2 separate regions of the Homo sapiens genome follow, and region 2 is linked to region 1. The links are chromatin loops, found by intact Hi-C in ENCODE. Cell type or tissue: gastrocnemius medialis. All regions are shown on one strand. Links, peaks and the distances in the headings refer to the core of each region. The heading gives the core; the rest is flanking DNA.

Region 1 (16,041 bases), core at 4,759-12,758:
TCAAAATTGTTAGCCAGGTATAGTATGGCAGTTCCTTAAAAACTTAAACATAGGCTGGGCGTTGTGGCTCACGCCTGTAATCCCAGCACTTTGGGAGGCCGAGGTGGGCGGATCACCTGAGGCCCGGAGTTCGAAACCAGCCTGACCAACATGGAGAAACCCCGTCTGTATAAAAATACAAAATTAGCCAGGCGTGGTGGTGCATGCCTGTAATCCCAGCTACTCCAGAGGCTGAGGCAGGAGAATGGCTTGAACCTGCGAGGCGGAGGTTGCTGTGAGCCAAGATTGTGCAATTGCACTCCAGCCTGGGCAACAAGAGCAAAACTCCATCTCAAAAAAAAAAAAAAAAATTAAACATAGAATCACAACATGACCCACAATTCCACTTCTGGGTATATGCCCAAAAGAATTGAAAGCAGGGACTTGAACAGACATTTGTTTATAGTTGTATTATTCAAAATAGCAAAAAGATGGGACAAGCCAAATGTTCATTAACAGATAAATATGTAAACAAGATGCAGTATATCCATACAGAAACCAGGAATAAAATTCTAAGCCCCCCTAACCAACTGAATGGACCTCCTCTTGGCCAAGGGCATTCCAAAGTTAATCTGAGGCCAGGCACGGTGGCTCATGCCTGTAATCCAAGCACTTTGGGAGGCCAAGGCGGGTGGATCACCTGAGGTCAGGAGTTTGAGGCCAGCCTGGCCAACGTGATAAAACCCCGTCTCTACTAAAAATACAAAAATTAGCCGGGCGTGGTGGCAGGCACCTGTAATCCCAGCTACTTGAGAGGCTGAGGCAGGAGAATCACTTGAACCTGGGAGGCAGAGGTTGCAGTGAGCCGAGATTGTGCCACTGCACTCCAGCCTGGGCAACAGAGAGAGACTCTGTCTCAAAAAAAAACAAAAATGAAAACAAAGTTTTTGTTTGGCGGTCCAGCCATGATGGGAATAAGGGGTCAGGCATGCCTCCTTATACCCTCCCTACTTTGAAATTCAGGCATAACTGACCAATATTAACATTAAAACAGAGACCTTAAGAGAATTTATTCTTTCTGAAGCCTGCTACCTCACCTGCATAATAAAATTCTTGGTCTCCACAACCCCTAATTTTAACCCATACACTCCCTTCTATTGATTCCAGGTCTTTAGATAAACTCTTTCAACCAACCGCCAATCAGAAAATCTTTGAATCCACCTATGACCTGGAAGCCTCCTGAGGCTGTGTCACGGGCATGTCCTTAACCTTGGCAAAATGGACTTTGAAATTGATTGAGACTTGTCTCAGATACTTTGGGTTTACACATACAATGGAATATCATTCAACTTTAAAAAGGAAGAAATTTTTAAAGGAAGAAAAAAGAAAAAGGAAGAAAATTTTGACACATGCTACAACATGGCTGAACCTTAAGGACTTCATGCTAAGTGAAATAAGCCAGTCACAAAAGAACAAATAGTAAATGTGTAATTCCACTTATATGAGGTACCTAAAGTAGTCAGATTCATAGAGACAGAGAGTAAAACAGTAACTGTCAGGGGCTGGGGGAGGACGGGATAGGGAGTTACTGTTTAATGGGTATAGAGTTTCCGTTTGGGAAGATGAAAAACATTCTGGAGATGAATGGTGGTGATGGTCCCACAACAGTGTTAATGCACGTAATGGCACTGAACTGTACACATAAAAGGGATTAAGATGGTAAATGTGTTATACATTTTTCACCACAATTGAAAGCATATATTATTTTTAATTAATTTTAGCCTGGTAATCTCTCAGTGTCACCTTGTTTTGGTGCTGCTCTATGTAGATTGTTCAACATAGTACAAAACACGACTGGAAAAGATCAATCTTGCTGACATTTACTCGGGCTTAAGATATGGCTCAAGGGCCTTGCTCTTTTGGTCTTGTGCAAACCGCCCACAGTCCACCTGCTGGCTGGATGCCCTCATTGCAGGCAAAGCACCAGGATTTCTTATAATACCACCCATAGACCCAAGTAGGATCCTGGTGGCCTCGTGGTAAGCTGTGACAGGAATGCACAAGGATCTCCTGGCTTGTTGGCTGGCATCGCTGGCCCAGTGATGTGAGGTGAAGGGATTCTTTGCTCTGACTCAGCTCAATCCCCCTGTACAAAGGGACTAGGTGGGCTTGCTGTGCTTTTGGAAGGACCAGAAAAATCTGCTTCCTTCACTCACTGGGAGCCATGTATTCTCTTTGACTTTTGTTTGCAGGAGCAAAACAAACAGATGCTTGGGGAAAACCAACCAAAAAGGGGGGAAGGGGAGGCTGGTGCTGGCTGGCAACCTTGACTCAGCGCTCGGCAGGAGGTCCATTCGGAACAGAAACCCTCACCCTGCACTTTCCTCACCCAGCCCTGAAATCACAAACAACCCCTTGGCCAGGGTCCTAATGAGCCTCTGACAAACACAGCCCGCCCTCCTGACACAGAAAAGACAATTAGACATGCACAAGTGGCCTGTGAAATGCCAGGCTGGGCACTTGAGCTCTCCATGAATGGCACCCCCTGTACCCTGGGCCTTCTCGGAAAAACATTGCTTGGGTTCCTTACGGGTGGTAATGGCTAATAATGCAGAGAGAACACCGTGTTTTGGTTTCAGGCCTTTGGCCAGGGCGGTGAGAGAGGGGTGTGTGTGTGTGTGTTTAGTGATGGTAGTGGGGTGATATTTATTTTCATTTCTCCATCATAAAGGAATTGAAGTCCTATAGCATGTCAGCAATGTCAATGTTTCAGGGTGAAATAAACAAGTAAAAGGTGTTAGCGTTCAGATGAGCTCTAGCAGCCTGTGACGTTAGGAAAATCGCCAACTCCTGGGGCCTCAGTCTTCTCATCTGTAAAATGAGGATAATAATAGAAACCACCTTCCACTCATGGTGATTGAGTGAGCCATCGCAGGTAAAGCACTCAGCCCCAGGCCTGGAACATAGGACTCATTGAACATTGGCTATTAACTTAAAAGCAAGCGTTATGCGTTTTAGTCTATTTAAGGAGCCACTTTTGAATATCTGCTTGTGAACTCCTATATGAAGTTGGCTGTGAAAACACAGAAAACACAGTCTTTATGCTCACAGAGCTTGAGGACAACCAGGGTGACAAGAAAACCATCCGGGCAGGGCCAGCTCAATGCTGGCGCGTTGGCACCAACCAGGAGACAGCTGTGGCTTGCTTTAGGTCTGTTTGTTTCTTCTAATTTGTGTTATCTTTTTTCCTTTGGTGGTGGAGGAAGGGCGGTTTCTGTAGGCCGCAGACAGCAGGGTATGGATCATTGGTCTGGTCAGGCTTTAATCAAGTGAAAATCTGCTCTTCATTTGTTTGTTACTGCTACAAAGCACATGATTTTCTTTTTTTTTTTTTTTTTTTTCCACATCTGTTTTTTTTGTTTTTGTTTTTGTTTTTTTTTAATTTATTTATTTTTTATTGATAATTCTTGGGTGTTTCTCACAGAGGGGGATTTGGCAGGGTCATAGGACAATAGTGGAGGGAAGGTCAGCAGATAAACAAGTGAACAAAGGTCTCTGGTTTTCCTAGGCAGAGGACCCTGCGGCCTTCAGCAGTGTTTGTGTCCCTGGGTACTTGAGATTAGGGAGTGGTGACGACTCTTAACGAGCATGCTGCCTTCAAGCATCTGTTTAACAAAGCACATCTTGCACCGCCCTTAATCCATTTAACCCTGAGTGGACACAGCACATGTTTCAGAGAGCACAGGGTTGGGGGTAAGGTCACAGATCAACAGGATCCCAAGGCAGAAGTTTTCTTAGTACAGAACAAAATGAAAAGTCTCCCATGTCTACTTCTTTCTACACAGACACGGCAACCATCCGATTTCTCAATCTTTTCCCCACCTTTCCCGCCTTTCTATTCCACAAAGCCGCCATTGTCATCCTGGCCCGTTCTCAATGAGCTGTTGGGCACACCTCCCAGACGGGGTGGTGGCCGGGCAGAGGGGCTCCTCACTTCCCAGTAGGGGCGGCCGGGCAGAGGCGCCCCTCACCTCCCGGACGGGGCGGCTGGCCGGGCGGGGGGCTGACCCCCCCACCTCCCTCCCGGACGGGGCGGCTGGCCTGGCAGAGGGGCTCCTCACTTCCCAGTAGGGGCGGCCAGGCAGAGGCGCCCCTCACCTCCCAGACGGGGCGGCTGGCCGGGCGGGAGGCTGACGCCCCGACCTCCCTCCCAGACGGGGCGGCTGGCCTGGCGGGGGGCTGAACCCACCTCCCTCCCTGACGGGGCGGCTGGCCGGGCGGGGGGCTGACCCCCCCACCTCCCTCCCGGACGGGGCGGCTGGCCGGGCGGGGGGCTGACCCCCCCACCTCCCTCCCGGACGGGGCGGCTGGCCGGGTGGGGGGCTGACCCCCCCCACCTCCCTCCCGGTACCGGGACGGCTGGCCTGGGCGGGGGGCTGACCCCCCCCACCTCCCTCCCGGACCGGGCGGCTGGCCGGGCGGGGGGCTGACCCCCCCCACCTCCCTCCCGGACGGGGCGGCTGGCCGGGCGGGGGGCTGACCCCCCCACCTTCCCTCCCGGACGGGGCGGCTGGCCGGGCAGAGGGGCTCCTCACTTCCCAGTAGGGGCGGCCAGGCAGAGGCACCCCTCACCTCCCGGACGGGGCGGCTGGCCGGGCGGGAGGCTGACGCCCCGACCTCCCTCCCGGACGGGGCGGCTGGCCTGGCGGGGGGCTGACCTCCCCACCTCCCTCCCGGACGGGGCCGCTGGCCGGGCGGGGGGCTGACCCCCCCCACCTCCCTCCCGGACGGGGCGGCTGGCCGGGCGGGGGGCTGACCCCCCCCACCTCCCTCCCGGACGGGGCGGCTGGCCGGGTGGGGGGCTGACCCCCCCCACCTCCCTCCCGGACGGGGCCGCTGGCCGGGCAGAGGGGCTCCTCACTTCCCAGTAGGGGTGGCCAGGCAGAGGCGCCCCTCACCTCCCGGACGGGGCGGCTGGCCGGGCTGGAGGCTGACGCCCCGACCTCCCTCCCGGACGGGGCGGCTGGCCTGGCGGGGGGCTGACCCCCCCACCTCCCTCCCTGACGGGGCGGCTGGCTGGGCGCAAAGCACATGATTTTCAAGGGATAAGTTGTTAGGATGTTTTTAATTGTGATGATGAAATTCCAGCTCAAGTTAACTTAAGCAAAAGTAAACAAGCAAAATTCCAAAAAGGGAGTTTACTTTCTTACATAATTTCAGAGAACAAAGATGGGTGTCTTGCTAGCTTCAGTCATAGCTGGACCCAGGTGCTCAAATCTCTCTCTTTCTCTCTCTTCTTTCTTCATTGTCTGATAGCTTCAGGCATACACAGTAAACCCTCAGCTCATGATTTCAGAGTAAGAGAGAGCCTCCTCTTGGACCAACAACTCTAGACTGGGAAATGGGGCACCACAGTTGGCCAGACATGGGTTGCATTCCCCCAAAGCCAGGGGATAGGTTGACCAGCAGCTTCACAGGACCCACATGGGGCAGATGGGATGCAAGGCTGACAAACTATCAGTGAGACTCTGTGGATAGAAAGCATGAGTAGGCGCCAAACATTTCACGTAAGCAGCGAATATGCAGGCTTCCTCTTTGCATCTCACCCAACTATGCTTAAAATGGCTTGTCTGGCACACTTTGAGGGGTCAGCCTACTTCCTTGCATTCAAAAGGTGAAGAGTTTCTAACTCTTTGTTCTTGAATCAAACCAAGTGACTGAAGACTAAGTGTTCCAGATGGGCCAACCACGCAGCAGCATGGTGGCAGCTCTGAGATGCTGCCCAGTGAGCCCCAGTAGTCACATCCTGGAGAGTCCCCTCTTCACTGAATAGGACCCATCTGGCAACCAGTAGGACTGCAGAAATGATGTCCAAGGCTAGGCCATAAAAGACATGGTTCCTGCCTTGCTCTCCTTGAATCACTTCCTCGGGAGCAGCCAACTGCCATGTTGTAAGGACACTTAAGCAGCTCTGTAGAGGAGTCCATGTGGTGGGAAACTGAGGCCTCCCACCAACAGCCAGCACCAACCTGCCAGGCATGTGGGTGCACCACCTCAGAGGTAAATCCTCCAGCCCCAGTTCAGCCTCTAATGACACAACCCCAGCTGATACCCTGACTGCAACCCCATGAAATCCCTGAGCCAGAACCACCCAGCTAAGCCACTCCTGAATTCCTGACCCACAGAAACTATGAAATAATAAATGTTCATTGTTGTTTCAAGCCACTAAGTTTTGGGGTCATTTGTTACACAGCAGTAGAAATCTGATACAGGCATATTGTGGTCCCTTCCTCCCTTCCCAGGGACAGAGTCACTTTGGAAAGCTTCCTTGGATCATTTTCAAAGCACTTCTCAATAACTATCTTAGTTCTTGTTACAAAGTTTCAGTTTCACAAATGGACTCACACGGATATCACAGGCTGCTCCAACCCTCAACAGTGAATTTGCCGATAAAACAAAATCAGGGACTAGGTGTGGTGGCTCATGCCTGTAATCCCAGCACTTTGGGAGGCCAAGGCGGATGGATCACCTGAGGTCAGGAGTTCGAGACCAGCCTGACCAACATGGAGAAACCTCATCTCTACTAAAAATACAAAATTAGCCGGGCATGGTGGCACATGCCTGTAATCCCAGCTACCCGGGAGGCTGAGGTAGGAGAATCGTTTGAACCTAGGAGACGGAGGTTGCAGTGAGCCGAGATTGTGCCACTGCCCTCCAGCCTGGGGAACAGAGTGAAAAAAAAAATCAGATTTCCACTGCATTTACTTCCCTCTCCTGTACTAGATATGGAGGTAGTTGAAATTCTAACAGGAAGGATGCCTTCAAAGTTCGGTCAGTCTCCCTCCTTGTTACTGCATATGACGGGTGGTATCACACACTATCACAATACTGCAAAGTCATTGATAACATGTGGCAGGAGTGCCCTGGGTTCTGAAGCCCCATGAAGTCCTCCAGGCGGTCTTCTGGCTGAAGTAGTGCCTCCCTGGCAGATGAGCTAGAATTCAAGGAAGTCTGATCCTAGGCTGCTTGCATCAAGGGAGAACTCGGGGAAGAGGTGGATCCTGAGCACACCCTTCAATGCCCCCCTTCCCTGAGGTGACTGGGACATACCCCACACATACCCCACCTGGGTCCCCTGCTGTTGCAAAGCAGTTTCCCTCCCCCTCCCACAAGCCCTCAGTCACGTAGGTGCCAGCACCTGGGCCCCTCCCACAGACAGCCCCATGCTGAGCACCTTTCTGATCCTATGTCATTGCTGGCGTTTGCTTTTCCTCCCCTCTCAGGATCCAGATGTTATCATTCCCCAGGAGCTCAAACTACTCCATCTCCCTGGTCTCCCATCGTTGAACTCCAATCATGGAAAGAATGCCATACAAGCTAGTGCTCCTCAGTGTACCAGCCAGGACTCTGCAAGTGACAGAAAGCCCCGCACACAGGCTCCAGCCCATCCTCAGGTCTCTGCCTCCTGCTCCGGCTCTGGCTTCCTCCGCATGTTGGATTCGTATGGGTTGGTCCCCAGCTGCCCTGTGAGGCAAGGCAGGCCTTGATGTTCACTTGCCATATCAGGTCCCGCCTGCCTCTGCAGAAAAATTTTAGGCTCCTCAAGGTCTGGGTCCACTTCTACTCCTCCTATCAGAGTGTAAATAAAAACAGTCTCCTCATCCTGCCCCTGCTCATATAACCTCTGTGACAGGATGCTCACTACTTGGAGAAGTAACTCTTTTTGCGGAGCTGGTCTCCGCCCCTTCTGTGACTGCCACCCACTGGGCCAGTTCTGCCTAATAGCAAAGAACACTGCTCACCAATCTTCTTTCCTTTCCTTCCTTCCCTTTTGCCCATAAGTCACCGATGGATGGACTGGACCCATGGGCAACGTCTGTGGATGACGCTGTGTTTGTCCTTCCACAGGGCGTGGGGCTCCTCCACCCTGCATCAGGCACAAGCCTGCTTTTGGGGAAAGTCCCACCATCTCATTTTCCCTTGCCTAAAATAGCTACTTCCTTTATGGGGAATGCAGTGTGGTGGGGAGCAATGAAAGGGATGAGGTAAGTCATCCACAGATGCCTGGTTTGGAATCATTCCTGAAAAGGTCAGCGTTTTCATCAGCCAAACAGGAGGCAGGGCACTTCCGGCTGGTCATTAACCAAGGCAAACAGCGTGGCGGGGAAAGTCAAAGCCATAGCCAACCACAAACAAACAAGTCATGTATCCTCTGTGGAGGTGACTTTCTTCTGAAGGAATGTGTGGTTGTTTGCAGATAATATCAAATCCATTTCACGTCAGATCAGGATGACAGACAGCCAGAGGCTATTGGGGTCTCACATTAAATGGCTCTTTTATGGTAATAAATTGTTTCCTTTTCACGGTTGCATGAGCAATCTCAAGTTTTATTTTGAGGTGTCAACTGCCCTCAGGGACACCTGCCACAGGTGGGATCTTGGGTCCTGGCCACCATATGTGAGAGAGCAGACCCTGGCTGAGTCACTCAGCTGTGGTCGCATCACCTCTGTCCCTGCCCCACTGCTCAGCCCCATGCAGGCTGGCAGGGGAGGCCTCCTCTCCCCCATGGGGTCTCCCTTTCTTCCTCTCACACTGATCATTGGAAAGAGTGGCTTGCATTTGCCACAGTGCTGAGGGCTGTCAGTCTTCACAGCTGAGGAAATGACATGATTTGTTGGGAGCCACTTGAAATAACCAGTTCCCCAGCTGGTCTCGCTGTCCCTGTGCTGGCAGCCCTGCTGACGTGGGGCCTGGCTAGACAGAGGTGGGCCTTCTGTGCCCTCACCTGGGCCATCCCCACCATGCGGTGAGGTTGGGTTGCATCCAGCCAGGAGGCAGCTGGCAGGGCCCTGTGGCTTGTCTGAGGACCCAAGGGGGAACTTATCAGAGGGCAAGAGAGAAAGAGGGCTGAGGGGTGGTATGTAAGAGGGAGGGGGCTAGGAGAGTGTAGATGCTTCCTGAAAGGTCACGGATTCTATTGGAATTCCCAGCCAAACTTCAGGACTGGGAAACACCCTTCTTAGGAGGTGGCTAGGGGCTCAGGCTGGCTTGGCTCATTCCTGGCCTGCAGGCCTTGCTCCTGAGCACAGGGCAGGGGCTGCCGGCCCCGGTTCAGAATGGGATCTGAAAGCTGCCTGGAAAGAATGGGCCTCTGGATCAGGATCACCAGGGTGGGACCTGGATATTTCCCATAGTCACCAGACGTGTTGCTCAGAGGGAGGTTCCTGGCCAGCAGCTTTGTTGGCATCACCTGGGAGCTTGTTGGAAATGCAGAACCTTGAGCTCTGCCCAGACTTACTCCCTCAGAATCTGCATGGTAAATGATCTCTGCTGACCCGGGCACTGGGGTTCAAGGACCTCGGCCCTGCCAAATCTGAAATCCAGAGCTAGGCCAAAGTACACTTGTGGAATCAGGATGCTGAATCTAAGTTAAATGCAGAAGCATCCTTTGAGCAAAGGTGGTGGAGTGGGCTGAATTATGACCCTCTCAAAAGATGTCCATGTCTCAGAAATGCAGAATGTGACCTTATTTGGAAACAGAGTCTTTGCAGATACAATTAAGATCTTGAGGTGAAATCACCCTGAATCATCCAAGTGGGTCCTAAATCCAATGACAAGTGTCCTTGTAAGAGAAGAGGAGAAGACACAGAGACACAGGCAAGAAGACCACGCAAAGACAGAGACAGAGATTGGAGTGATGTGGCCACAAGCCAAGAAACACCTGGAGCCACCAGAAGCTGGAGGAGGTAGGAAAGATCCTCCCCCCAAGCTTTTAGAGCGCAAACCCCTGCAGAAACCTTGGTTTTGGACTTCTGGCTTCCAGAACAGTGAGACATTACATTTGTGTTGTTGTAATGATTACAGCAACCACAGGAAACTAAAGCAGGTAGCCTTTTCAGACTCTGCAGAGGAAAAAAAAGCATGGCCAAAGTTACCCAAGAAAGAGTTGATGACCCCACCAGTCCCCAGTCACAGCAGTCTTAGCTTTGTTCCCAGAATTAGCTGACCTCCTCCACCCCATTTCCTTATTCCTTTTTAATGCTCCACAAAACCCAAGGACAGTCGAGACCTGGTCCTGCGTGGCTGCCTGATCACCAGACCGTCAAAAGCTGCCGGCTCCTTCATGCTCCCAAACGTGACTATTTTATTTACTCTTAACTTCATCTTGTTTGGAAATTATTTAAAGCAGTTTCAATGGAGTCAAACTGAGTCATATTTTAACTGCTTAAGTACCACTTAAAAACAGACTTTATGAGTTCACTCGGATTAAGAAACAAAAAAGGAAATAAAAGAAAAATGAAATAAAATAAAAAAGAATAAAAACAGATGTCAACAAGTCCTTTGGCAAATGATCCCACAATGGCTTCATTTTCTGAGCTTAGATGGCGCTAGATGAGGTTAATTTCAAACGAGGTATACTAGTACTAGATTCGAATGGACAGAAACTCTGAAGGTTCTGGGATCGTTTTCCTTTTAGAAAGTTTTCAGGATTCAAAGATAAAGATTCAGGGCAGTGGTTCTCAACTTTGACTCACACTAGAATCATTTGGGGAGCTTAAAAAGAACAGCCACATTCCAGACTCTCCCCAGATCAGGTAAGTCAGAATCTTGGCGGGTAAAGCCCACCCTGGGGCTCCATGGAACCCCTGAGCCAGACCCTGCACCCAGCTTCGCACTGACCTCCACATGCTGCAGGGTGTAGTGTGGTCATGTGCCCAGGGCTGGCCAATCAGATGTGCTCACCCTGAGCTCAGCTGTGAAGGGGCAGGTACCATCCGGGATCCATTCTGCCAGGCATGATAACAGGCAGTGCCAGTGTGGACAGTGGTGGGATAAGCTGTGGGCTGGCACCCCATCGTACAGATGAGGACACAGCTCAGAGGGATCCAGAGACTTGTCCAAAGTCCCATAACTAAGGACTGGCAGAGCTGGGATTTGAACCAGCCCCTCTGGCTGCAACGCCTGCCACCTTTTCCTCCCTTGAAACAGCTCCATGCCTTAATTAGGGGCAGTGTTGGCCAGGCGCGGTGGCTCATGCCTGTAATCCCAGCACTTTGAGAGGCCGAAGCGGGCGGATCACCTGAGGTCAGGAGTTCGAGACCAGCCTGGCCAACATGGTGAAACCCTGTCTCTACCAAAAATACAAAAATTAGCTGGGTGTGATGGCAGGAGCCTGTAATCCCAGCTACTCAGGAAGCTGAGGCAGGAGAATTGCTTGAACCTGGGAGGTGGAAGGTGCGGTGAGCAGAGATGGTGCCACTGCACTCTAGCCTCGGTCACAAGAGCAAAACTCCATCTCAAAAAAAAAAAAAAAAAAAAATTAGGGGCAGTGTTCTGGACTCTGGCTTTCAGGCCTAGCTCTCTGATTCTCCCAGCACATCCATGAGCAACCAAACATGCCTTCTGCTTTTTTTCAAAGTTAATTTTGTTATTGAAGTATCAGATACATACAGAAAAGATCACAGATCCTAAGTGTGCAGTTCAATGAAGTTTGACAAAGCAAACACACTCATGTAATCAGAACCCAGACCAAGAAATAGAACAGGGCCAGCACCTTAGAGACTCTCCCAGGGTCTCTCCTCCCAAACATAACCACCACCAGATTTCTAGATTGGTTCTGCTTGTTTTTGAGCTTTATAGAAACAGCATGATATAGTGCACACCCTTTTCGTGTCTGGCTTCTTTGAGTTAGCGTGGGTGAGAGTCATCCATGCTGCTGTACGTAGCTGAGGTTTCTCCATCCTCCGTGCTGTCTGGTGTGAAGGGCCGTAACCAGCTTACCTGTTCTATTGTGAATGGACATTTGATGTTTGAATGGTGCTGCTAGGAATATTCTATTCTTATGCCTGTCTTTTGGCACCAGTGTGTACCCAATACCCTCTTAAGAAATGCTTCTGCTAAAGTGAGCAGAGTTGGTCTATGTTGTTTACAGCTAAGCACCTTGGTTGATGCCATTTATAAGCACTACTATTGTCCCCACTTTACAGAGGAGGAAACTGAGGTTCAGAGAGAGGTTCAGCCACAGGCCAGGCACAGCTGCGGCCTTAGTTACAAGGCCATGTCACTAAAGAGTAGCAGAGCTGGGATTTGATCAGAGCTGTCCTCTTAACCACTAGTTAAGGGACACAAGTGCATCTCCGCCCCTTAGACCTGCCTGATGCCGCACAGCGGTTTAACAGATAATACCCACCCCCTTGATGGAAATGGCTGGGGCGGGGGACTGAGAGCTGCACTGATGGTGCTGTCCTGGGCAGGGCTTGGGATGTCGCCAGCATGCAGGAGCCCTGAGAGGAGGATCAGTCCCTTCCAAGAGGGATATGAGGGAGGGGGAAGCCTCCTGGGCTGCCACTGCTCCTGGCAGCAGCCCTTCCAGAGGGAGGCTCCTCCCTGAGGGCAGGGGAGCTTCCTTTCGGAGGAGAGGGCAGGCTCCTTCGCTGGGCAGAGCGGTGGTCTGGGCATTGCTGAAGCGGCCAGTGGAGACAGGGATCCCAGCCTTGAGATTCACCCTCTGCCTCCCATGGGAATCCTAAGTAAGAAAATGATGCTTCTGACTGACTGTCTGGCAGCCCCTGGTGAAGAGCTGTCCCTACCCACTCACCTCTGCAAATAGCAGAATGGCATATGGTGGCAGAAGGAAGGGTCCAGAAGGTAGTTCTTCTGCGGAATGACCCATGCGATGGGCTGCTCTGTGACGCATTGGAGTGGGGATCATTTCCTTGCAGTGGAGGAGTGGGTCAGAGGCCGGGCTTGTCACATGGAAGTCCCTCCTGGGGATGGGCCACTGACAGATCCCTCTGTAAACAGCATTTGCATCAGATTCACTGCTCCAGAAAGTGGGGATCAGGGTCCCTGAAGCCAAGGAGCAGGCATAGAAGAGGCCAGAGGTGACTGGCAGCATATTTGACAGGATGCATAAATCTTGTTAAATGGGAGAGAAGCCAAACACGCTGGCTTTGTATGGGCAATTTAGACCTTCCTAGGTCATTCCCTGCAGGGACTGCAGGCCTCAGTGTAGTCTCTGATCTGCAGCAGCTGCAACAGCATCTAGGAACTTGTTAGACTTACTGGTTTTCAGGTTGCTACTTAATCGGAAGTTCTTCAGGTGGGGCCCAGCATTCTGTGTTTTAACATGCCAAGGGGATTCTGACGCATGCTGAAGTTTGAAAGCCACCAGCATAGTGCAATATGAAGTAGGCATTATCATCAATCCCATCTCACAGCTGAGGGAACAGAAGGTCTGAGCCAGTTTTACCCCAAGTTACACAATTAATAGGAAAGACAACAAAATTAGGTGCAGCTGTGAATAACAAAAATCGAACTCCAGAGCACCATGAACTAAACAAAATTGTTTATTTTTCCTTCATGGTCCAAGATAGCTGCTGAAGCTCCAGCCGTTGTGTCCATATTCTAGGCAGCAAAAAGGAGGGAAAGGGCCAGGCGCAGTAGCTCACGCCTGTAATCCCAACACTTTGGGAGGACGAGGCAGGTGGATCACTTGAGGTCAGGAGTTCGAGACCAGCCTGGCCAACACGGTGAAACCCCATCTCCACAAAAAATGCAAAATTAGCCAGGCATGATGGCGTGCACCTGTAATCCCAGCTACTCAGGAGGCTGAGGCAGGAGAATTGCTTGAACGGGAGGTTGCAGTGTTGCAGTGAGCCAAGATCGCGCCACTGCATTCCAGCCTGGGTGACAGAGCGAGACTCCGTCTCAAAAAAAAAAAAAAAAAAAAAAAAAAACCACTGTGCTCCAGCCTGGGTGACAGAGTGACACTTTGCACTTTGTCTCAAAACAAAAACAAACAAACAAAACAAGTAAAGGGAGGAAGGTCCCACCCTGTCCCTGTAGGGGACACTTCCTAAAATTGTATATACGGCTTCAGCTTACATCTCATTGGCTGCAATTTAGTCAATTGCTTCACCTAGCAGAAAGAGAGGCTGGGAGAATAAAGTCTGGGTCCTAAGTGACTATGCATGCAGGTAAAACTTGGGGTTCTGCTGCTATAGAAGAGCCTCGATAATGGGGAACAACTAGGCAGTCTCTGCCGCAAGAGTGTATCTGAGAATCAACCCAGGGCTTCTAATTTCACCATCTGAAGTTATGTTTTTGTTTAAATGTTGTCTTTATCTTCCCCTTTTAGAAGTCCCACCAAAAGCAAGCCTTCTTGGAAGTCTTCTCCGTTGCTGCTGTCTCCCCAATGCCTAGAACGATGCCTGGCTTGTAGTGGTGATCTTTGCTTGCTATTGAATATACTACTTTAAAAATTAAATTAAATACCTCATGTGAGAGAAGCTTTTTCAGGGTCTGGCACATGGAAGGTACTCAGAATGTGGTTGCTGCTATGTATTTAAAGCAGTGCTTCCCAACAAAGCCCCGCTGGCCCCTGGCAAGGTTTACCTCTTAGACTCTCAATCCCACCACCACCGCCTGCCTGCATGTACAGACTTGCACACAAATCTTGGCCCTTTCATTGGACTTTAAGAATAATCAGTGCTGGTCAGGCGCAGTGGCTCACTCCTTTAATCTCAGCACTCTGGAAGGCTGAGGTGGGCGGATCACTTGAGGTCAGGAGTTTGAGACCAGCCTGGGCAACATGGTGAAACCCCATCTCCACCAAAAAAAAAAAAAAAATTAGCCAAGTGTGGTGGTGCATGCCTGTAGTCCCCAACTACTTAGGAGGCTGAGGCAAGTGAATTACTTGAACCTGGGAGGCAGAGGTTGCAGTGAGCCAAGTTTGAGCCACTGCACTCCAGCCTGGTCAACAGAGCAAGACTCTGTCTCAAAAAAAAAAAAAAAAAAAAAAAAAATCAGTGCTGTTTGATTGGGTCTGGAGAATGCAAGCCACAGCCCAAGTAAGCAACTAGATTGGGAGAGAAAATTCATCTCGCCATTTCTTGTACAAGCCTGGAAGTAGGCCTTAAGAACAAAGCTGGGCTCAGGCTGCCGTGATGGGGTGTCTGTCTATTCTGGCGTTTGTCATTTGAGCTTTTCCTTCGTAGGTGCAGCCTTCTTGGGTTCCAGGGACTTGGTGCCCTTACTTACAGCCCATTGGGTGCCTGCCCCTTGTCGCCAGTGTTCAGGTTTGTGGTCACCCCTATGTTGCCTAACTGGGTCAGGCTGGATGGAGCCGGGAGGGCTGTTTGCGTTGGCTGCTTTTCCCTGTCAACTGTCACACACGAATGCAGCCTCCAAAATTCAATTTAACATAAATCTTGCCATTTGGACCAAGGCAAGTGGGCCTTATTCAAATCCGAACAGTCTATTATTGAGCTCGGAAACAGACAATAGCTGATGCTGTGATGTTCAGTTGCAACTGCCCTAATTACAGACAAACACTAATTTCATAGGATTTTTTAGAGTGAAGCAAATCTTTTGAAAGAAGTGTCCTCATTTAAAAACTACAGATCGAGAGGGCTATGAGGGTTCATTTTATTTATTGATAATGTGGACTGCGTCAATTCCTGAATCTCATTTGTTCAAACTCCCAGGGCTGTTGTGAGGAGCAAAATGAAAATGAGGTAATGTTTGTGGAGGTCCCTAATGAAGAGCAAAGCAATCCAACAGCTATAGTAGTATTGTGCGTTCAACGCCCTGCACCTTGCAGCTGCGTCCCATTAACAATGACCTCTGAGCTGTGAGCTCCAGGGCCTCTCCCCTCACTCCGCGGGCCACTCTCCATGGGTCCCTCACCTCCAGCTTCCTCTTTCCTTGAATGTGGCTTCTCAACATTTGGGCCATGACTCAAATGTCACCTCGTTGAGGAAAAGGTGTCCAATCAGTACTTACTGTGGTGCTCCGCCCTGTGTCTTTCCGAGTTCTTAGTCCCATGAGATAATCTGATGCATTGGTTGGCTTGTTTTTAATCTCTCTTCTCCATGGGAGCACCAGCTCCATAAGGGCAGAGACCTTGTCTGTCTTGTTCACACCTGCATCTCCTGTGTCCAGAACAGTGTCTTGCACCTAGTAGAGATGGATGTATATTGATTGGGAGTTTGGCTTGGGGAGGAAAGGAGAAAGTGAACTGTTAAGAAATTAGGGCATTTAGCATTATCTAAGAAACTG
Region 2 (15,194 bases), core at 3,801-11,800, 48 kb before region 1:
GCAGTTTTTGATTGCCTTCACCGTAGAGAAATATTGAGTGAAAATGGAAACTCCAAGTGAAAACGAAAACTCTAAGTGCTGATGAAAGTAACTCAAGCTCTGTCTTTTCGCCCTCACAGCCTCTGGGCTGTAGCTGCTTATTCTGAGTATCCTGCTGGGACCTAAGAACATGAGACCCAGAGGTTTAGAGACGGAAACTGCACCTGAATGAGCTGGAGAGGTCCTGGAGCATTAGGAATTCACTCTCGAAACAGACGCTTGTAGCTAAATATGCATGTCAGGGCTGAACCGGGTGGGAGTTTGCAGAACTAACTTCTACATGTACAATATAAAGTTTATTAAAGAATGAATAATAAAAAGTGTGAACTTGGAGCTTCACATATATCATTAAAACTCAACAGTTAACCCTGGAAATATTCTGGAACTTGAATGAACAAAAGATCTAGGAACCTGGAAAACATCTCTGATGATGTTTAGAATTGTCTGTGCATGGTAATAATAAAAACACTGATTTATAGTTGGTCATATTGAGAGGTGAAGCCGGTTGGGCTTCTGGGTGGAGTGGGGACTTGGAGAACTTTTCTGTCTAGCTAAAGGATTGTAAATGCACCAATCTGCGCTCTGTGTCTAGCTAAAGGTTTGTAAACACACCGATTAGCACTGTGTAAAATGGACCAATCAGCACTGTGTAAAATGGACCAATCAGCGCCCTGTGAAATGGACCAATCAGCAGGATGTGGGCGGGGTCAAATAAGGGAATAAAAGCTGGCCACCATGTGCCGCCAGTGGTAACCTGTTCAGTATGCTTCTGTGTGATGCTTGTTTTTTTTTTTTTTTGCTGTTTGCAATCTTGTTGCTGTTGGCTGTTTGGGTCTGCCCTGATTGTAAGACACCCATGGCAAAGTCTGCAGCTTCACACCTGGATGAAGTCAGCGAGACGGTGAGTCCACCAGGAGGAGTGAACAACTCCAGACCCGCCACCTTTATAGAGCTGTAACACTCATCGCGGAGCTCTGCAGCTTCACTCCTGAAGCCAACGAAACCACGAACCCACCAGGAGGAACGAACAGGTCTGGACGTGCCATTTTTAAGAGCTATAACGCTCACTGTGCAGGTCTGCAGCTTCACTTCTGAAACCAGCGAGACCACGAACCCACCAGGAGGAATGAGCAACTTTGGTTGCGCTACCTTTAAGAGCCGGAACACTGACTGCGAAGGTTTGTGGCTTCACCCCTGAAGTCAGCGAGACCACGAACCCACCACAAGGAAGAAACTCCGAACACATCTGAACATCTGAAGGAACAAATTCCGGACATGCCATCTTTAGGAACTGTAACACTCACCGCGAGGGTCTGTGGCTTCATTCTGGAAGGTAGCGAGACCAAGAACCCACTGGAAGGAGCAAATTCCAGACCCAATATTATTGTAGAATTCTCTCCAGAGTGTGGGTGTGGTGGCTCAGGCCTGTAATCTCAGAGCACTTTGGGAAGTCAAGTTGGAAGGATTGCTTAAGGCCAGGAGTTTGAGTCCAGTCTGGGCAACATAGTGAGACCCTGTCTCTGCAAAAAATTAAAAAATCCAGATGTGGTAATGTGTGCCTGTGTCCCAGCTTTTTTGGAGGCTGAGGTGGGAAAATGGCTTGAGACCAGGAGTTAAAAGCTATGAAGAGCTGTGATCATGTCATTGCACTCCATGTTAGGCAAGAGTGACGACCCCCAACTTTTAAAATATATATTGTTGAGGCAGAGTTTCACACTGTCCCCCAGGCTGGAGTGCAGTGGCATGATCTTGGCTCACTGCAACCTCTTCCATCAGGTTCAAGCAATTCTCCTGCCCCAGCTTCCTGAGTAGCTGGGGTTACAAGCGCCTGGCTAATTTTTGTATTTTTAGTAGAGAAGTTTTCACCATGTTGACCAGGCTGGTCTCGAACTCCTGACCTCAGGTGATTCACCCACCTCGGCCTCCCAAAGTGCTGGGATTACAGGTGTGAGCCTGGCATAAATAAAATTTTTTAAAAGAATGAAACAATTATCTACAGACAACTTGTCCCTTCATGGCCTGCGTAGGCAGGGCCCTGCCTTTGGCATCGTCTGTCTGGGGCCAGCTATTCTTTGACGTGAGTTGGGGTAAGTGTGCCAGCTCCCTCGCTCCAGCACAGAGGGACTGATCTGAGCCCTGGCTTTCCTGGGCAGATGGAGCTCCAGCTGCCCCAGAGGTGTCTATGTCAGTAACTTGCCCCTCCTTGGTTGCTCCTCCCATCTCCCTTCCTCCCATACCAGTGTTTCCTGGACCACCTTATGAATCAAGTGCTTGCACTTACATCCTGTCTCAAGATCAGTTTTTGGGAGAATCCCAGTCAGGACAGTAGCTCATTCAAAAAATAAAAAATAAAAAAAAATTCAAAAAACACACAACAGGCCGGGCGCAGTGGCTCATGCCTGTAATCCAGCACTTTGGGAGGCTGAGGCAGGCAGATCAAGAGATCGAGACCAGCCCAGCCAACAGGGTGAAACCGTGTCTCTGCTAAAAATACAAAAATTAGCTGGGTGTGGTGACGTGCGCCTGTAGTCCCACCTACTGAGGAGGCTGAGGCAGGAGAATTGCTTGAACCCAGGAGGTGGAGGTTGCAGTGAGCCGAGATCATGCCATTGGACTCCCGCCTAGCGATAAAGTGAGACTCCGTCTCAAAACAAAAAACAAACGAAAACAACAGTGACAACAAAACACACAAAAGACAAGCCAACAGAATAACATCACTGGTCCTCAGACAGGTGGATGATTGGATAGGCAGGTGATAAGGAGGTAGGTAAGCAGGGCTTACCTGAAGCTCATGGAGCGGAAGTTCAATGTCTTACTTTTCTAATTTTCCTCTTCTCTGAGTTCATGTCTCCTTCCAACTCTCCCTCCCCTCCAGCCTCCACAAAGGGAAAACGAAGCCCCCAGATCTTGTCTTTTAAGCCCTCAACCTGACGTCGGGGAAAGAACTCTGACCTGTCTTTCCTCCCTCTTTCTGGCGTGAGAGGGCCACACTTGGTAGGGGGTATCCTCCTTTTCACAGCTAATAACACAGAAACGAGCTCCTTGTGCCCGTTGGGCAAGGGCCACAGGGATGGGCCTCAGCCCCCGGCAGAAAAGGCTCCCCAGCTCCCGAGGGAAGTTTGGGAGCAGCCCGGGAGCTCCCATGGGCAGGCAGTAGGCGTGACGGAAAGAGAAAAATCACAGCTCACACCAAGTAAGGCCTGTTGCTGGGTGCGCTGAACCTTTGGACAAAACTTTGTTTCACTTAGCAAACCTCCATAACAATGCTTTGAGGAAGCGATTCCCATTTTCAGACAAGGAAACTGAGGCTCAGAAGGCAAAGTCACCTGCCTAAGTTTCACAGGGCTTCGGGGGTGGAACACTTACCAGTAGGAATGCTGGCCAGAGCCCCTTCTCTGCTCAAACTCTGCCTGTGGCTCCCACGTCACTCCAGGTAGAAGCTGAAATCCTTTCCATGGCTCACATGGCTCTGCTTAATCAGTCCCCCACCCTCACCCGATTCCCCCTAAGCCTACCCCCCACCACACTGCCTATTCTTGTTCCTCAGATAGCCCTGGATCCTCCCGCGTTGGGGCCGCCATCCCTGTATCTGACTGGAGCTGGCTTCCCATGGAAGTAGGTGACCCGCAGCCACCTCCCTGCAGCCACCAGGTCTCTCCCCACAGGCAGCTTTTCCTTTCGGCCTTCCCTGGCCTTCCTGTTGGAGATCGCAGCCCTCCCACCCACTGACCTCCTGCGGCCAGGACTCCCTGACGTATTCTCCATCTATCTTACATGGTTATGTATTGGATATCTGCCTCTTTCCAGCAAAACATTGGCTCTGAAAGGGCAGAGACTTTTGCATGGTTTGTTCACTGTCATTTCCCCGGTGGCCAGAACATCACCTGGCACATAGTAGGTGCCCAATATGTGTTTAATGGATGAATGAGTTGGGACCTGCACCCGGGTAGTTTGAACTAAAGTGAACTAACTAAAATGTACCCTGACAGAAACCAAACTTCACTGAATTGTAAATCAGACTTCAGTATTTAAAAAATTTATTTTTACTTTTTATCATGGAAATTTTGAATAAACACAAAGTAGCAAGAATAGTATAACATGTCACCCAGTTGCAACAATTGTCAACCCACGGGCAATCTTGCGTCATGTGCACCTTCTCCCACTTCCACCCTTCCTGTGTTATTTAGTTTAAAAAGTACCCCAACTTTTAGCATCTTAGTAGTTTAGCAAAATACCAGTTCCTGTGGATCAAGAATCTGGGCCCGTCTCATCTGATGGCTCAGCTGAGGGCAGAGCTGCTCCTGAGCTCATTCAGGCGGTTGTCAGTAGGACTCAGCTCCTCCCAGGCAGGGGGCCAGAGGCCTCCCTCAGTCCTTTGCCAAGTGGGTCTCTCCAGAGGGCAGCTTACAACACGGCAGTGGCTTTGCCAGAGTAAGTAAGGCGGTGCTGGGTGGGGGGAGTCCAGTTGAGAGGGGAGTCACAATCACTTGTGAACTAACCTCAGAAATGACATCCCAGCCCAGGGCAGTGGCTCAAGCCTATAATTCCAGCCCGTTTGGAAGCTGAGGCCAGAAGATTCTTAAGGCCAAGAGTTTGAGATCAGCCTGGGCAACTTAGCCAGACCCCATCTCTACCAAAAAAAAAAAAATGAAAAAAATTAGGGGGGTGTGGGTGCACACGCCTATAGTCCCAGCTACTCAGAAGGTTAAGGCAAGAGGATCACTTGATCCTGGGAGGTTGAGGCTGCAGTGAGCTGAGATTGCACACTGCACACCCGGCCTAAGCAACAGAGTGAGACCGTCTCAAAAAAAAAAAAAAAAAAAAAGAGAAGACATCCCATGGCTTTTGTGGTATTCAGTTCATTTGAATCAAGTCCCTAGGTTTGGCCTACACACAAGGTGAGAGATTGCACAAGGGTGTGAATGCCAGGAGGGGCCCTAGCCCATGCCTCCTAGAGAAATGTGGGCTCCTGGATGCAGGGCCCTGTGCGTGAACGCTCACCACAGCATTGCCACAAGGCAGAGGCTTTGTGCACCACGGCGCATCCCCCCAGCCCTCCTGGCCCAGCAGTGCTGTGCTGCGGCACTGCCTCCACCCTGCCTGTGCTGTCCTCTGCTCTTCTGCCTCTGGGCTTGCTCAGCCCCTGCAGGTACAGGCTGGGTTTGTGAGGGAGCTGATGTTCTTAGGGGCAATCTTGAACCGATGGGAAAGTGAGTCTGTAGATGAGTCTCTGACCTCCATCCTATGCATTCTACGTAGTGCTTCATACAATCCTTGGTGGGGTCAAGCTGCCAGTGCCAACAGCAGTGAACACCTTTGCTGGGCACCCTGCGTTGTTTCTGGACTCTTCCCCTGTTGTGGCCAGCTTCTGAGATGACCTCTGATGAGCCTTACCTCCAGTCTTCATGCCCTGTGACGCCTGTGGTCTGTTTACCTAGTGGAGTAAGGTGGAGGTGATGGTGTGTGACTCCCAAGGCCGGGTCACCGAAGGCATTGCAGTGCCCTCCTGCATCTTTTGGATTCTCGCCCTGGAGAATGCCAGCCGACGTGTTGTGAGGACATTCAAGCACCCTGTTGAGAGGAACTGAACCTCCAACTAACAGCCATGCAGATGAGCTTGGAGACAGACCTTCCAGCCCCAGGCGAACCTTCAGATGATGGCAGCCCTGGACAATGACTGACAGCAAACTCACAAAGAAAGCTGAGCTGGAACCACCCAGCCAAGACCCACAGAAGCTACAAGGGATAAATAAAAGATAACTGTTGCTTTAAGCCATCTGCTCATGGGGTAATTTGGTGCATGGTAGTAGATAATAGTGAGACTTTTATTCTCCTACTTCCTCCGTCTTGCTTCCTGAGAGCACCTCCCAGACCAACTGCCTGCACCCAAGCCTTTGTCTCAGCTCTGCTTTCAGGGGAATTCAAACCAACACAGTCACAGTGAAAACTTAGGGTCAAGATAACGTCTATCCACAAGACACTCGATAAACTGTGGTATTGTTATTCCACTGACCCCAAACAGCAGTGAACATGAGTGACCAAGAACTACCTCAATCAGCTAGGAGAGGTCCCTAGCACCTAATGTGAAATGAAAAAAATCAAGAAGCAAGAAAAAAGAAGAATACCCACAGTGAAACTCTCAATAAAAAGTTTCCAAACACATAGTTCCATTATTTGCACTAATGCTTATGGGCACATATGTATGTAGTGGTAAAAGCACAAAAGCTTTTGTGAGATGAGCAAACGCCAGAATCAGAGTAATGGCCACTTCCGGGGATACAAAGAGAGGAGAGACTGGCTGGGAAAGGGACCCAGGAGCACCATGTATTGGAATCCTTGGTGGAGAATTGAAGCAGATCTGAAGATGAAGCTTGTTGGTGAGTGCAAAGCTGTGTGTTATATAATTTTCTATGCCTGGTTGCATATTCATTGTTGCATTTAATTTTTTTTTTTTAGATGGATTCTTGCTCTGTCACCAGGCTGGAGTGTAGTGGTGCAATCTTGGCTCACTGCAATCTCTACCTCCCGGGTTCAAGAAATTCTCCTGCCTCAGCCACCCAAATAGTTGGGATTACAGGCATGTGCCACCACACCCAGCTAATTTTTGTATTTTTAGTAGAGACGGGGTTTCACCATGTTGACCAAGATGGTCTCGATCTCTTGACCTCGTGATCTGCCTGCCTCGGCCTCCCAAAGTGCTGGGATTACAGGCGTGAGCCACCACGCCTGGCCACATTTAATATTTTTTAAAATGAGGGATGAAACATACAAAGGGAACTTGGAGGTCTGATTCCATTTCAGCCGCTGGTTCCGTGGCCTTCCAGAGCACTTCCCAAAAGGTACCACTCATGGTCCTGCCTCAATGACTTTGCATTGGCTGTTCCATCCCCAGCGATACTTTTCCACCAGAGAGATGCCTGACCTCATTCTTGCCCTTGTGTTCAGAACCACAAAACACTGTATATTGTAAAAATGTCCCGTTTGCTTATGCCTGAGTGAATGGGTTTCTGCTGCTAACCCCCTGACCAGGCACAGAGCAGTGGTCTTTGCAAGGATGGGCCTGGGGCCTTTGGGTCATTCCTCCTGAGAAATGCTGCTCAGGCCTTTGACCAAGACACAGGAAAAAGGGAGCAGAGATGCAAACACAGATATGCAGCAACCACTCTGCCCAGATTCACCTCGGCTTCCCCCTTGGCACTTGCTATTTTCACAGCTCTCCAAGGCCATTAGTGACAACTGTGCCCTAAGTAGGTCACAGCGATTATCCCCCTTTTAGGGGCAATCATCATCATCATTGTGAGGCCGCAGGTTGGTGTTTAGTGTCCTGCTGTTCCACGAACTACTTGGACACTTGACAGCACAAAGCCCTTCAGAGAGGCCAGGGGCAGCAATCTGCTCTTTCCTTTTTCCAGAAGGAACAGAGGTTGAGAGAGGGTAAATGAACCCCCTGCCCTGCCAAGAAGAGTGTCAAGTGGGCTTTGGGGAGGGGATGAGTCCCCCTCAGACACTGTGAAAAAAAGGATGGTGTCCTCTGTGCCCAGGATCTGGTGTTGGCACCACAGACCACCCCCTTCCTTCAGAGAACGTCTCCTCTGTCCCTCCATGTGGTCCTGGGGAGGCTGCCAGGCCAGCTCACCGCCACCCTCCCTGCAGTGGGGAGCAGCCGGTCCAAATGGGATCATGAGCCACAAAGCACACAGGAAGTTGGAAATCCAGTGGTGCAATCAGAAGCAGAAAAACAAAACCCCCAAATCCAAGTGTCTCAGTGGACCACAAGATAAATTCAAGTTGGCAAGATAAAAAGGAAGGTTTCGCTAAGTGTTATTTAAGAAAAACAAGCAGGCAGGGCTCAAATTGGGAACAGAATGTGTGGGGATAAGCAAAGCTCTTCTTCTTGTACATCCCACAGTTTCCAGAGAGGAGGACAACAAAAATGCCTTGAGCACTTGAGGTGAGGACCTGGAGGAAAGGTTCAAGAGACCAAAGGCTTGCAACCTGGAGCAGAGAAAAGCACAGCCTCGCTCTGAGGCCCGCCCTTAAAGGCTGTGCCCTGGGCCCTGCCAGGCCCCACCCAGGTCTGGCCCTCACTTCCCTCACTGTTACACATTTGCCTTAAATTAAAAGCAGACCTGCACACAGCCACCCACCCGATCCTAGGGGCTGACACCATATTTTATCTGCCATTCTTTTATTTTTTATTTTTTTATATAGGAAAATGGAGACCCAGGAAGATGCACAAACTTGCCCACAGGTCCCAAGGCTGGCTGGGACTCTGTGGGACTTGAAGCCCAATGCTGGAGCCCACGTCCCTCACTGCTACTCCCTGCTGCGGCCCTGACTCACCCCTTCCAGCCTGCCCACTACTCTCAGCCCTTCCAGGCTGCCCACTACCCCGCCTGATGCTGGGTCCTAAGCCTGTGGGCTCCGGCCCAGCCCAGCTGTGCGTGGATCATAGAGTTGAATGGTGGCTCACTGGTCTCCCGCTCCCACCCCTGCCCCCACCCACACACTGCTAGTTTTCCTTCTAGCAGTCAGAGGGACGCTGTTGAAAGTCATCCTCCTTCCTCCCCACAAACCCTCCAGGGCTCCCACCTCCCTCAGGATGAGGCCAGAGTCCTCCCACTAGCCCCCGTGAGTGCTCTGGCCTGGTGGCATGCCTGCTCCCCTTGCTGCCTGCTCATTTCATTCTGGCCACTCACGGTACTGCCTCAGGGCCTTCGCATTGGCTGTACCCTCTCCTGCAATGCTTTTCCACACTACACAGACAGAACTTGCTCCCTCACCTCCTTCAGACTTTGTTCCACTGCAGCATTCTCAGTAAGCCTTCCTCGAGCGCCTTGTGGTAGAGAGGTACAGAAATACCCTCTAGGGTGGGAAGAAAAGCAGCCAGCCTGGGGCCCCAGTCAGGGCCTCAAGATGTGCCCTTATGTTGCTCCGATCCTGCCCTGTCTCAGGGTGTGCCCTGCTCTCAGATGTGCCTGCCGCTGACGACCATTCCCACTCCGACAAGGAGGCTGCAAAGGCTGTAGCACCCAGGGATGAGGATGAAGCATTTTTATTCTTCCCACTGTAAGACGAAGTAGCATGCGTAAGAAGCCACGTTGGCTCATTTCTGCTTGAACCCCTGACTCTGTGACAACGTGCAGCTCTCTGGAAAGATGCTTTGAAGGCAAAGCAGGATGAAGCGCCCGGCCCCGCACGTCTCTTGCCTGAGTCACTTGATTCCTTAAAAGAGAAGAGCTCTAGTCCTTGCCTTTCTGACAGGCTTAATGACGATGCCTCTGCCATCTATAACCAGAGGTGCTCTTACACCCACACCTTGATGGGCTGCTGCTTCAACGTAACTTCTGAGCAAGTCCGATGTGATTTTGCACTTGCTGAACCTCCACCACCTGTATGTAAGCCGTGGGCTTCAACAGAACTGCCCTGAGGCAGTAGATGTGGTCTGGAGTCCTCAGACTCCTGAATGAAATGAACTTTAGTTCTTCGAAAGCTTGATTTTGTTTTCGTTGTCAACACTGGGAAATTGGGCTTAGAGGGGCTTCCAGGGGCCTCTTTGCCCTCCAGCTTTCCTTGCCTCCTCTTGTCTCCTGATTTGCTCTTATGTTTCTCTACCTTCCAGGAACCCGAGTTGCTAAGCTCCTAGCTCCAGCCTGTCCCACCAGCGGGGGCTCCAAGGGGCTCAGGCTTCCCAGAGTCCAGTGCCCACATAGCAGACAAACCCACATCGTGTGCCCGAGTCTCCTGGCCTGGTTTAGGCATGTGATTACACTCATGGGGTCTGTGTCTCTTGCTCGGATTTAACCACATACCCTCCCAACCCGCCAACTAGGTTTCAATGCAAGGGAAGGCCAGATCCCTGTATGTCATGTCTAACCCACACACCCACGTGAGCGCATGTCTGTGCACATGGAGCGTGTGTCTGGGGTCCCGATGGCAGTGTTTACACAGGAACCTCTGTCCAGTGAGCAGGCACACACGCACGTCCTGGGCATCTGGTGCTAGAACTCTCAGGAGTGAGAATGGGGTAAGGGGCAGAGAGTCCTTTACAGTGGGCCACCAGGGCACCCCCACTGGCGGCATGGACCCACCCCCTCAGGGGGCATAGAAAATATCTGGAGCCTAGGTTGAGGGTATGAACGTCCCCAGGGAGAAGGAAGGTCATCAGTGAATGTAGAGTGGGCAGAGTTGCCCCTTCCAGGGGAGTGAGCAAGGGGCACATCCCGTCAGTGCTGGGTCCACCGAGGGCTTGGGGGCTGCCATTAGCCCATGTGGTGCGTTGTGTGAAGGAAGAAAGCGCCCTCTAATGGTGGCTGCAGTCCCAAGGGTTGCAGGGCTTGGCTAGCGGAGCATGGACTGAATGTCAATGAGCACTGCGCCTTTGGCAGGATGCCCTTGGGCAGTGCACAGCCTGTACCGCTGTACAGGGCATCCGTGGGGGAGGCGGGACTTGTGGAGACACATCAGACCAAGGTCAGCTCCAGTGTGAATGGGGGAAGTGAGGGAACCCGAGGGCAGCAAGAGGTGGAGAGGCATCCAAGAAAGGCCCAGAGGATATGTAGGCTGGGTCCCCACCAGCAGTCACGTGAGTGCCTGGCAAGACCATGAGTCAACATCCCAGCACTTGGGGTGGAGTGAGGTCCACACACTCACTCCTCTGGTGCCACCACAGCTCAGGGGGCCTCTTGTCTGCACGCTGAGCCAGGACTGGCCACGATGGAGGGGGCCAAAGAACAAGAGAGCCCTGCTCTCTAGTTAAAGAGAAAATATGCACCCACACGGAACATGTTTAAAAATGTTCTTCACAAGTTAAACCTAGAGTCACCATATGGCCCAGCAATTCCACTCCGAGGTGTCTACACAAAAGAATTGAAAACAGGTGGCCGGGCATGGTGGCTCACGCCTGTAATCCCAGCACTTTGGGAGGCCGAGGCAGGCAGATCACGAGGTCAGGAGATCGAGACCATCCTGGCTAACACGGTGAAACCCCGTCTCTACTAAAAATACAAAAAATTAGCTGGGCGTGGTGGCAGGCGCCTGTAGTCCCAGCTACTCAGGAGGCTGAGGCAGGAGAATGGCGTGAACCCAGGAGGTGGAGCTTGCAGTGAGCCGAGATCGCGCCACTGCACTCCAGCCTGGGCAACAGAGAAAGACTCCATCTCAAAAAAAAAAAGAAAACATGTATTTGAACAAAAACTTATACATAAGTGTTTACAGCAGCAGTATTCATAACAGCCAAAAGGTGAAAGCAGCCCAATTGTGCATCCACAGATGAGTGGTAACAACTGCAGATGTGGATCCAAGCTTGGACACTTCTTACCTTCCAGACCCTGGACAAGTTCTGCAGCCTCTCGGACCCTCAGTCTCTTCATCTAAAAAATGCAAACGACAGTGCCCAGTTCTTGGGTGGTTGGGAAAACTAAGCCTACATACATAAGGTGTCAGATGCCCTGTAGGTCCTCACGGAGGTACGATATACCTGTACGATGGGATATTATTCAGCCACAAAAAGGTACAAGACAAGTGGACCTTGAAAACACTATGCAGAGGGAGGATGGCAGTCACAAGAAATCACATACAATTCCACTTATATGAAATATCCAGAATAGGTAAACCAACAGAGACAGGAAGCAGACTGCTGGGTGCCTGGGGCCGGAGGAAGGGAGGAGTGGGGAGTGACAGCTCATGGGAATGGAGTTCCTGTCAGGGGATGAAAGTGCTCGGGAGCTAGATAGAGGTGATGACTGCACAGCACTGAGAATGTACTAAATGCCGTGAAATTGTTCACTCTAAAACTGTTAGTTTTATAGTGTGTGGATTTTACTTCAATTTAAAGAAATCTCATGCCTGAAATCCCGACACTTTGGGAGGCCGAGGCGGGAGAATCACTTGATCCCAGGGGTTCAAGACGAGCCTAGGTAACACAGCAATATTCCATCTCCAAAAAAAATTTGAAAAATTAGGTGGGTGCGCTGTCATGCACCTGTAGTCCCAGCTACTGGGAGGCTGAGGCTGAGACAAAAGGATCACTTGAGCCTGGGAGGCTGAAGCTGCAGTGGGCTGTGACTGTGCCACTGCACTCTAGCCTGGGTAACAGAGAAAGACTTGCCTCTCTTAAAAAAAGAAAAGAAAAGATCAAGAAAGCAGATGACCAACGGCCACAAAAATTTGCAGAGCTTCTTGCAGACTAGGGAACACAAGGCTGGTGTTTAGAATAGTCACCAGCTGGCCTCATAGAGAACAGTCTGAGCCCACCTCTCCCTGATGGGTTGTGGGGAGGCCTGGGGTCCTGGAAGAAGGCCGTGTGGCTCAGGTTAGGGGCTTGGGCTATGAATCCCTAAGTATGAACATATCTGCAGACGCCCCCTCCCGCTCTGCCGCAGGCTCCCGAAGGAGGTCTGGACAGAGGGGAGGAGGGCCAAGGGTTGGTGGGTTTTGAGGGTCAAATAGCAAGCACTTGGGTCCGGCCAGGTCCAGGATGAAATGCCAGATTTTCCATCTGCCGTCTGCATGGACAGATCCTGCAGTTTCCCAAACCTCCAACTCCTCACCAGTGAAATGGAGCCAGTAATTCCCACCCAGCAGGAGGGTGAGGGAGAAAATGCACGGAGGAGCCTGGGTCTGCAGGCAGGTGTGGAGGGCAGGTGCCTGGCTGGTCTGGTGGCCGTCCTTTGATTACTTTTCAGAAGCAGCCGGAAAATAAGGCTCAAGTGCCCAGAATAGAAAGCCAGGCCGTCCAAACATAGGTTTAAAAAATATAACCGGGAAAAATCAACTTCCTTATGTTCACACTCGACCTCAGGTGTATTCATGGGGAAACGGCGAGAGGTCTGGAGGATGTTTGCAGCTGCTGTGGGTGGTGGTGGGCAGGAAGCCCTCCCCACCACCGCTCTGCCTGTGCGCCCGATCTGCCCGCCGTGGGGCCCAGACACACTTCCTCCTCTCCCTCTGCGCTCTGCTCCGAGGGCAATTTGGCATCTGCCGCCTTCAATTAACATTGCAGACTGGAAGTGGGGGCCTAGGGGAAGGAGGTGGGCCGCAGCGGAGAAAAACAAGCCCACTGTGTTGACAGCTGGGCACACCACCTGCTCCAGTGTGGCAGGGAAGTTGAGGACCGCAAAGCCAGGAGGGGGTGAGGGAAGGCTGTTGCACACACTGGGCCTCTGTGCCCCCCTCACCGGTTGCACCCCCAGATGCAGGCTCTGTCCCAGTCCCTGTGCCAGGACTGGCTTGAACAGACCCCTCAGCCCTCTGATGGGAGGAGGGAAGGCAGGATGCACCGAGGTGGGAGTGTTTCTCCAGCCCTCTCTCTGCCAGGCTGAGTCTTGCTGGTTTCCCTTGATGGTGCACACCAAGGGATCCTTCACTGAACTCCCTGCAGTTACCGTGGCAGGCAGGCTTTTTCCTGCTGCAACACTGGCTGCTACCCCAGATAGTGCCTCGGTGGGTGACTGCGTAAGGAGAGCAGCTACCTCCGGCCCTACTGCCAGGTTCAGCTGGGTGGCACTGGGCCTGCCTCTCATCAGGCACAGTCTTTGAGGACAGTGACCAATGACTAACCTCAACAATGACACTGGGGCCAGGGCTGATGTCTGTGTCTGGTACCTTATGTATGTGGGCTTATTTTTCCAACAACCTGAGAAGTGGGCACTGTCATCCCATTTTCTAGATGAAGAAACTGAAGGTCTGAGAGGCTGCAGAACTTGTCCAGGGTCTGGAAGATAAGAAACTTCAAAGCCAGGCCGGGGCCTGCATCTCAATCTCCTAATCCCAGCACCTTCTGGTTGTTGCCCAAGCTGCCCCTGGGGAAGTCCAGAGTTAAACGCAGTGAAGGCAGAGTCATGGACCATGCGTCCAGGGACCTGGGCAGTGCCATAGTTTGAATACATCCCCCAGAGTTCATGCGCCATCCCCAGAGCAGCAATACTGAAAGGTGGAGTCTTTAAGAGGTGATTGCCCTCTTGAATGTATTAATCCATTCATCAATTCATCATCAATCCAATTCAACAATTAATGGATTAATGGGTTATCACAGGAGGAGAGCTGGCAGCTTTATAAGGAGAGGAAGAGAGACCTGAGCTGGCGGGTGGGCACGCTCAGCCCCCTCGCCATGTGATGCCCTGTGTAGCCTTGGGACTCCACAGAGTCCCCACCAGCAAGAAGGCCCTCACCAGATGTGCCCCCTGACTTGGGATGTCTCAGTCTCCAGAGTTATAAGAAGTAAATTTCATTTTGTGTAAATTACCCAGTTTCAGGTATTCTGTTGCAAGCAACAGAAAATGGACTAAGCCCAGCAGTGAGATGCTGTTGGCATCACAGGACTCTGTCATGAGCATCCACAAGCAGCCTAGGCTTTTCAAGCCTCAGTTTCCCAGCTAGAAGATGGGTCAGACAGAGCCCCTCATGGGGCTGTTGCAAGGATAACATGGAGACAATGGGTGCAGGGTGAGTGCCTGGGATGTAGGGAAGGGTTCCATAAAGGATCAACCTCTTGCTTCCGCCGCCTCCTTTTTTTCAGGATCCATGAGACTCTGGACACAAAACGGCTTTGGGACTCAGTTAGCAGCATCCAGGGAATGGGAAGCATTGTAGGGATTCTGTCCAAGTCACTGAGTCAGAGGTGGTGGAAAATTAAGCCCCAATAGGGCACTGTTTTATCCCGCATGTGCATGTGGGGAAGCAAATCAGGACCCAGGAGATCTGGATTCTGGAAAGATAAGACAAGGCGCTGGAGGAGGTGCCAGTCTACTTCAGAGTGGCCCCAAGAGGCACTGTTGGGCTCCCTCAGACAGAGCCAGTTCCATTTAACCCACCCCCTGACCTAGTTTGGTGTCTCTATGAGAGACACTCTGCAGAGTGCAAATTGCTCTGAACCAACTTCAGCTGGGCCAAGTCAAATGGGAATGAGATGCACATGGAGGGCCTTCCCCATGTGTGTCCACACATACAGGTGGGAGAGCATGTACAACCCATGCACCCCACCTCCAGGCCCATCTTCTGGGCAAGGCATCCCCTCCCTGGGCTGCTTCCTCATTGAGTGAAGTGCTTGGATGGAAACTGAGTTGCTTGCATCCTTTCCCCCCAGAGCTGTCTCTTCAAACAATCTCCCATGGAATCTCAGCATAAAGAGAAAGTGGGAGCACAGATGGGGCGTG

What was found. A loop is a pair of places that touch in the nucleus more often than their neighbours do. Peaks named below come from ENCODE experiments on the same cell type or tissue, not always from the same donor. Only the 100,000 strongest peaks of a DNase experiment are listed, where the experiment ranks them.
Region 2: a loop joins it to region 1, with 2.3 times the contacts of the local background. A loop is called at or near these places in 8 of 110 quality-filtered maps.

What each region holds. Positions count from the first base shown.
Region 1 is chr17:17,438,247-17,454,287 of GRCh38, forward strand. No RefSeq gene overlaps it. Among named protein-coding and RNA genes, the nearest start is that of MED9, 31 kb to the right of the region's middle. RefSeq lists enhancers at 3,517-4,362, 7,547-8,746, 11,845-12,346. In gastrocnemius medialis, for the core only: no CTCF peak of the experiment used is centred there; a DNase peak (open chromatin) is centred at 7,785; H3K27ac peaks cover 893 bases.
Region 2 is chr17:17,391,029-17,406,222 of GRCh38, forward strand. No RefSeq gene overlaps it. Among named protein-coding and RNA genes, the nearest start is that of MED9, 78 kb to the right of the region's middle. RefSeq lists enhancers at 1,007-1,236, 12,326-12,880, 12,881-13,433. In gastrocnemius medialis, for the core only: no CTCF peak of the experiment used is centred there; DNase peaks (open chromatin) are centred at 4,431, 7,693 and 8,102; H3K27ac peaks cover 1,606 bases.